Linked DNA regions of Homo sapiens: region 1 is linked to region 2. Evidence: chromatin contacts called from ENCODE Hi-C or POLR2A ChIA-PET data. All regions are on one chromosome and are shown on one strand. Each heading gives the region's core, a stretch centred on a gene start or an enhancer-like site at or near the end of the contact. The rest is flanking DNA. Distances are from core to core; before and after follow the strand shown. Region 1 overlaps GIGYF2 (GRB10 interacting GYF protein 2). Region 2 overlaps GIGYF2 (GRB10 interacting GYF protein 2).

Region 1 (3,626 bases), core at 305-2,804, 37 kb after region 2:
TCAGTCATACCTGCATAGGAGGGAAACTGTGCAAAGCCCTGCTTCCTGTCTGTCATTGTCTTTGACCTGAATATTGTTGATAAGAAGAGAGCCCCACTTCATGATGAATGTATACCTTGAAACTTAGTTTTTCATGTAGACATTTTAGATGAACCTAAGGTAGTAGCTATCCTCCAGTATCGAAAAGCAAGAAAAACGTCTCTGAATTTCAGGTAATCCCTACCCTAAGAAATTGTGTATCAAGTATCTTATTTCAAACTATAATCAATATATAATAAAGATATAAACTCATGATTTACCTATTTAGTCTGTCATACTTACACTTTTACTTCTGTTATCTTATACTTCATGTTTCTTTCTCCTAATTTTAACTTTTTATAATTTAAATTCCAGTCATATTATTTCACATATAAGCTAAAAAATTGGTTTTATTTTACTACAACTTATTTTTTCTAATTCATGATGTATTAATAGCAACAGAAACAGTTTATTTTGGGGGAGAGAGTTATAGTTATCAAAGTTTATATACATACATATACATATATACATACATATATATATATTTTTTTGAGACGGAGTCTTGCTCTGTCACCCAGGCTGGAGTGCAGTGGCGCAGTCTAGGCTCACTGCAACCTCTGCCTCCCAGGTTCAAGTGATTCTCCTGTCTCAGCCTCCTGAATAGGTGGATCTACAGGCATGTGCCACCACACCCAGCTGATTTTTGTATTTTTAGTGGAGACGGGGTTTCATCATGTTGGCCAGGCTGATCTCAATCCCCTGACCTCATGATCCGCCTGCCTTGGACTCCCAAAGTGCTGGGATTACAGGTGTGAGCCACCACGCCCGGCCTCTTTTTATATTCTTAACATCTTTAAGATACATACTGGCTCCCTGCATTCCTTATATACCATTATAAAATTCTGTAACATTTCCTTTGACCTTTAGATACTTTTACATTTTTCTGTGTTATATCCAGTTTCTCTAATTTCTACATTATCTAATTATACAGTCTTTCAGTTACAGTAATAACTCTGAAGTACAGTTGAACATTCAGCTTTAAGGGCAGGAATGGAGAATGGCAGCTGAAATAAGGACCCTTTCTCACCTTAGGGAATCTTTTGTAATATTGACACCACTGTTTCCACTAGATGGTGTTGTTTAGTTTTTAAAGATGTCTGAGTTTTTATTCAAGTGTTTGGGTAAAAGGGTAGAGCTGGGAGGTAAAGGTCTTAGATTCATTTTGATTTCAGATACCTGTACTAAGTGGCTTTTAGGTTCTTTGCAGTTTATTTAATGGTATTTATTTCCTCACCACTTCATTCCTAGGGAGAGCTGGACCAGGAACGACTGACCAGGCAGCAAGAACTCACAGCCTTATACCAGATGCAGCACCTGCAGTACCAGCAGTTTTTAATACAGTAAGAAGAGTAATGCAGTAGGATGTACTGCAGCATGAAAAAGGACTTTAAATAGAATCTGCTCTCAAGTCTCACCTTTTACAGTAGAGAGGACTAACGGCTTATATGGCACTTCAGTCACCCAGCTAGTGGCGTCTTGCCACCATACCTTCTAATTTTAGTGTTGTCATTTATTTATTTATTTATTTATTTTTGAGACAGAGCCTCACTCTGTCATCCAGGCTGGAGTGCAGTGGCATGATCTCGGCTCACTGCAACCTCTGCCTTCCTGGTTCCATTGATTCTCGTGCTTCAGCCTCCTGAGTAGCTGGGACTACAGGCGTGTGCCACCACGCCCAGCCTATTTTTGTATTTTTAGTAGAGATGGGGTTTTACTGTGTTGGCGAGGCTGGCCTCGAACTCCCAGCCTCAAGTGATCTGCCTGCCTCGCCTCCCAAAGTGCTGGGATTACAGGCATGAACCACCACTCCTGGCTTATCTTACTTTTAAATACCAGAAGTTTAGAAGATGACACATAACTTTAATTTTGTAAGCTCTTTAGTTTCTAAGTGCCTCCTGAGTGGCTCAGCTTTGAATGCCACAGAGGAAAAAAAATATATATGTATATAAGCGAGAGGGTGGGAAAGAAGTTAAAGTTAATTATTTTAGGAGTGGTGTGGAATGATGGCAAAGTCAGTCAGGTTTTGTTATGTCCTTTTTGTAGAAGAAATAAGATTTGCTGTTCTTGTGGTGCAGAGGTTGGCAAAGTCTGACCTTTGGGCTAAATCTGGCCTGCTCTCTATTTTTATATTTATAAGCAAAGTGTTACTGAAACAGACACACCTGTTGGTTTGTAGGATGTATATTGCTGCTTTTGCCTTATGATGGCAGAATTGAGTAGTTGCAACAGAGAGTATATGAGCTGCATAGATGAAACTATTTACTCTCTGGCCCATTACAAAAGTTTAACCCTGATCTAGTGAAGAAAAATTACCTAAATTTTTCCAAGTTGAAGACGATCAATGTATGAATTTTTATAGAAGTGTTACATTTTTTACAAAGGGTACGTCATATGGTTAAAGCTACTAATTTGAATCTGTTTCATTTTTCATTTGATTTCTGATAAAAGGTTATCTTTGGAGTTTACCAATTTTTGACATTCGTGATTTTAAAAATATTTTCTCTGAATAGACCACTTTGCACTGAATTGTGAATTTTTTTGCTATCCTCTTTCACTCGGAAACACGCCATCTATGAGTTCAGTTCTTTCTAGAATGAAGCATAGAATTTTCTATGTGTCTATTATCATAATGAAGAATTATAAAATATATTTGATAGCTATTTCTAATAATGTCTCCTGGGGGGCTTTGAATTGAACTTTGTCTTTCAGCATCTCAGCCATGTGAACTAAGTGTGGATTGACAGGTTATACTTTTTTTTTTACTTTTTGAAGACAACAATATGCACAGGTTTTGGCCCAACAGCAGAAAGCAGCACTGTCTTCCCAGCAGCAGCAGCAGTTGGCACTTCTTCTTCAACAGTTTCAGACCTTGAAGATGAGGTTGGTGGTCATTCCATTATGTGTCATATGGGGTGCATGTGTTGTGAAAGAAAGAGAAGAAAGGAGAAATTCTGGTATAGTGTGTGATTTCTGGCACTGGAACACTCCCAACACATACCTGCATGTTGTATGTAAAAAAGTATATTTTAAAAAAATATTTCAGGTGGAGATAAGCGTTTATTTGGTCTTTTACTCATAGATATAAATTTTGATTAATCAAAAGACCAAAGAATAATGGGAACTCTTGAGAAACAGTGTCATCTTGTGGAACCTGCGACAGAAAAACTGTAGCCTAGGATTTTAATTTCACTTTTACTCATAGTATCTCAAAGTATTAGCCACACCACAAAAGGTTGTAATTTTCTAGAACTCAGAAGCCATTAAGGTAGGTCTAAGGAAAAGGAAATTATGCTAGAAGTCTAGAAGAAATTTCTGCTGTTTCAGATTATCGTTCAGAGTAATATTTCTCCTGAACAAGTATCAGTCACTGCTCTTAAAAATCTTATTGTCTCATTAAGCCAAAACTGTTTATATTTCTTTTGAGCCTTAACCCATCCCATGAGGTAGGCAGTTTAGGTGGTAGGAGCTCCATTTTATGGATGGGCAAACTGGGACTCTGAGAGGCTGTAGGACTTGATTAATGTAACACACAGGAAACTCAGAACTAA
Region 2 (3,907 bases), core at 996-3,495:
CTAACATATAATGCTGACTGTGGTGTTCTGGGCTCACTGGCATAAAGTAAATGTTGAAAAGATGAACTCATAGGAGGGAATTCTAGCTCAGTGAAGAAAAAAAACCAAATTCTTTTGTTAGGTAAAATGACTGTCAAAATAGGTATTGAATGTATTTATTTATGTATTTGACAAAATGATTAGCTTCAGTGAAAACCTCCTTTTAAACCTTTTGTTAATTTTTTTTTTTTGATATGGGATATTTCTGCAATTTAGTATCATACTGATCTCTTTTTTCTTAAGTAGTTACAGTAAGTAAAATTTTGGCATTGAGACAGGTTCCTTATGCATTTCTCCTATTTTTTTTGGCTCTAAACTGTTTCTTTTCTATCTTAGACATTACCTGCTATCAATATAGATAAATTATTCTGTAACAGCATTACTTATAACTGACTATACCCTTTCCAAACACCTGTAGTTTTGTTTTGTTTTGTTTTTGTTTTTGTTTTTTTTAAGAACAAAGACAAAATTACCTGTGATAAAAGCCTCTAGCATGAGGCCTAGGAGCATTTGTATGGCAAGTAAGGCGATTGCACTTGGACAGTCACCACTGGGGAACATGGTACCATAACCAATTGTGAGTTGTGTCTCCAGGGAGAAGGAGAATGCAGCTGTGAAACTGGTGATATACTTGACACAGATAGTGTGGTTTTCAGGTGGGGCATCATGATCTAGTTCCAGATCACCATTCATCTCAGCCAGAACATACCAGAGCACTGCAAAGACAAGCCAGTGGACAACAAAAGAAGCAGAAAAGACCAACATCATCCAACGCCAGCGCATGTCCATTAGGATTCCCCAAGCATCTCGAAGATATGCAAGACCTCTTTGAGCGCCATCCATTTGAAGTGTGCTGTGGCCATCCTTGGTGACCATCCTCCGGTATCTTTGACTTAGGAGAGGAGCAATAACTTTGCAATTACTGCTGTCCATCTCAGGCTGTATTTCTCTAAAATCAAGAGTAAATTAGTAAGCTCTTAACTGTTTTATAGTTAATGTTTGTGAATTTGGAGAGCTCATGGACTTTCTGCTTTCTTGGGAATGCTTCTCTAACCACAACTTTGCCAACTCTCTCGCTTTTCTCTTCACGTTAGATGGCATTTACTAAGTCATTCATTTGGGAGCTAATTGTGTGTTACCTTAAAATATCTCTTCTATTGTTTCTTTGAATGACAGTTAAAACATTGTTTAACACTTAAACATTTTCTAAGTATATTTTAGAATTCCTGTAGGTAGAGATTATATACCCCTGTGTCTTCCTTGCACAAGTCCGGGTGTCAAGCATTTATTGATTTGACCAAATATTGTGTATAAAGACTAGCATTTCATAGTTAATTTATAATTATGCATTATTCATAATTAAAAGGGGTATGTTTAAATATGTAAGTGTTCTTCTGTGTAAATAATTAGAAGTCATTTGGAAGCTTATTATTAAACTGTCTGCAAATCCTTTGAAGCCAGATTTAGTATAGGACAAGGCTTACATTTGTGGTAAGCTTTTAGAGGTTTGTAGTTCTAATGTATGCTTTATAATTAGCCTATTCAGAGTTTGATTTATTGATTTGTATTTTTAGAGACAGGGTCTTGCTCTGTCTCCTAGGCTGGAGTGCAGTGGCACAATCATAGCTCACTGCAACCTCAGCAAATTTTTAGAATTTTAATTTTTGTTGGTACTGGGCTCAATATATTGCCTAGGCTGGTCTCAGACTCCTGTTCTCAAGCCATCTTCCCACTTCAGCCTTCCAAAGCGCTGGGATTACAGGGGTGAGCCACCATACCTGGTCTTATTTAGAGTTTTATGATTAGGCTTTATTTGTTTTTGTCACTTTGCAACCATGTTCGTGGATTCTTTCTGTCCTGGATGATGGATTGCTATCTCTTTGCATATTCTAGGCTCTGATTAGATTGGGGGGTAGAAAGAGAATTGTTTCTTGGCAAAATAAGAAATTCCAGGAAGACATTTCTGGATAGCATTAGCTTTAAAAGTAAGTAAACTAGAAGAAAAAGGTTGAATAGTTCAATGAACTAAAATAATCATTAAGGGGTTAAATAAGAATTTTAAAAAGATAACATTAGTATAATTAGTTTTCTGCTGCAAACAGTTTTCATCAGTGGTTATCCTTTTCTCAAGGTGGTGAGTAGAAATCTAATGTGTGCCTTCCTTGTAATCATCCTTGCGTATGACAAAGGTGTCTTAAGACTTTAGTGTAGCAGTTACTAGGAACAGAACAGGAAATGCAGCTTTGCTTCCCTTGAGTGAGCCTCTCTTGTTTGCTACAATTCAGGACTATGAGTTTATATTTGACTGTCCTCTTTGCTTCTTCCTTTAGAGGTAGATACCCTTGAGAGTGCTGCATACCCACTTCCTGCCTTTTAATGGGGCTTGAGAAGGGCACTACAGACTTGTGGAGCTAGGTTGTTGCTTGGGTTTCCTAGTTCCTATATCTCGGGACTTTGAGGCTTTGGAGACTGCCTTTCTGTGTTGTTGGAATTGGATATTGGCCACCTGGGTATATACAACTTTCTTTTGCTCTGAGGTAACTTAACATTTATTGGTGATTAGAGACTTTTTTTTGTATTTTCTTCAGATTTGAGCTAATGGAACACTGGGATGATTGTTCAGTTTATTTAGGTTAGATGGCGATTTCAGTTTCATATGATATAGACTTTAAAAAATCTTAGTGCATTATTTTAATGTTTTATAACTTATTACCCTAACAAGTTGTCATAATCATTTAGTGTATTCTTTTTTCTTGGCATAGCTACTTAATGACCCTTATTTTGTTAGATTATTTTTAAATGTTTTAGGAGACCTGATCTCTACGCTTTGGAAACAACAAAATCTTCATAGGCACTGTGATAACTGCTTTCATACTGTATTATCTCTTAATTCTTCAGTATCTCAACAAGATAGCCATTGTTCCCATTTTCAGATGAAGTCACTGGTGCTCAGACAGATAAAAGAAATTTACACAAGGCAAATAGGAGCTTTGGATTATTTGGATGGTTATTCAAGTCTAGCTAACTTCAAAGCCAGTTAATTTTTTTTTTTAATACAGGAAGCGTTTGGTGAAATAACAGTCTTTCCAAAAATGATTGATATTGCATTCTCAAGAAGGTCTTTGATAGCCAAATTTCTAGCACCTTTAGTAGATGCCTTTCTTGCCCCTGAAACTGTCTCAAGTATCTGTATTAAACCATTGTTAACTTTGTTCATGATTCTTTAGATAGTAATGATTAATAATATTAGCTAATATATATATTGTTTAGCATGTGCCAGGAATCATACCAAATACTTCATATGTACAAACTGATGTGAAGCCAGTGGCACAGAGTAAGCTCTCAGTAAAGTATTAGTTGCTTTATTGTTATTAAAAACGTGTCTGGCTCCCAGCACTTCGGGAGGCCGAGACAGGAGGATTGCTTGAGTCCAGGAGTTAGAGACCAGCCTAGGCAACGTAGTGAGACTTTGTCTCTATTTAAAAAAAAAAAAAAAAAAAAAAAGGTGTCTTAAGTTTCACAGTAATAAGTATCACTATTAGTCCCATTTTACAGATAACGAAAGTGAGGAACCAGGCATGGTGACTCATGCCTGTAACACTAGCACTTTGGGACGTTGAGTCGGGAGGATTGCTTGAGGTCGGGAATTCAAGACCGATCTGGCCAACATAGCGAGACCCTGTCTCTAAAAGAAAAAAAAAAAAGAAAGAAAATGAGGTATAATGAGGTAGTAAGTGGTGGATATGAATATTATACATTCTGAGTCCAGAGTTAGTGCCATATTGCCTCCAAAACAGATGTTTGACCCTGCTTAGCCTTTGTGAATAATACAGTTTCATTTGATTAGTTTTGTTCAAGAGCCGCTCCA

Evidence for each region. Hi-C counts contacts between places; a loop is a spot of excess contacts on that map. ChIA-PET counts read pairs that join two places held with the same protein, here RNA polymerase II (POLR2A). Pooled maps may share reads with other maps.
Region 1: POLR2A ChIA-PET joins it to region 2 with 16 read pairs in activated T-cell. The contact joins two enhancer-like sites. A Hi-C loop is called at or near these places in 2 of 168 maps with a recorded cell type or tissue (Calu3 and PC-9), 1 of 37 single-sample maps with no recorded cell type and 3 of 50 pooled maps. POLR2A ChIA-PET finds 5 or more read pairs at or near these places in 7 of 52 experiments (A549, BJ, MCF 10A and 4 more).

The regions. Positions count from the first base shown.
Region 1 is chr2:232,808,394-232,812,019 of GRCh38, forward strand. GIGYF2 (GRB10 interacting GYF protein 2) reads left to right here. Exons shown (of 29, transcript NM_001103146.3): 16 at 1,327-1,418; 17 at 2,851-2,958. Among named protein-coding and RNA genes, the nearest start is that of KCNJ13, 34 kb to the left of the region's middle. Within about 2 kb of position 1,555, at least 3 of the 41 ENCODE cell types and tissues checked have a DNase peak (open chromatin) inside an H3K27ac peak, as active enhancers do.
Region 2 is chr2:232,770,391-232,774,297 of GRCh38, forward strand. The region is part of intron 8 of GIGYF2 (GRB10 interacting GYF protein 2); the gene reads left to right. It overlaps KCNJ13 (potassium inwardly rectifying channel subfamily J member 13), which reads right to left. Exons shown (of 3, transcript NM_002242.4): 2 at 513-988. The coding sequence starts at 972. Among named protein-coding and RNA genes, the nearest start is that of KCNJ13, 4.2 kb to the right of the region's middle. Within about 2 kb of position 2,246, at least 3 of the 41 ENCODE cell types and tissues checked have a DNase peak (open chromatin) inside an H3K27ac peak, as active enhancers do.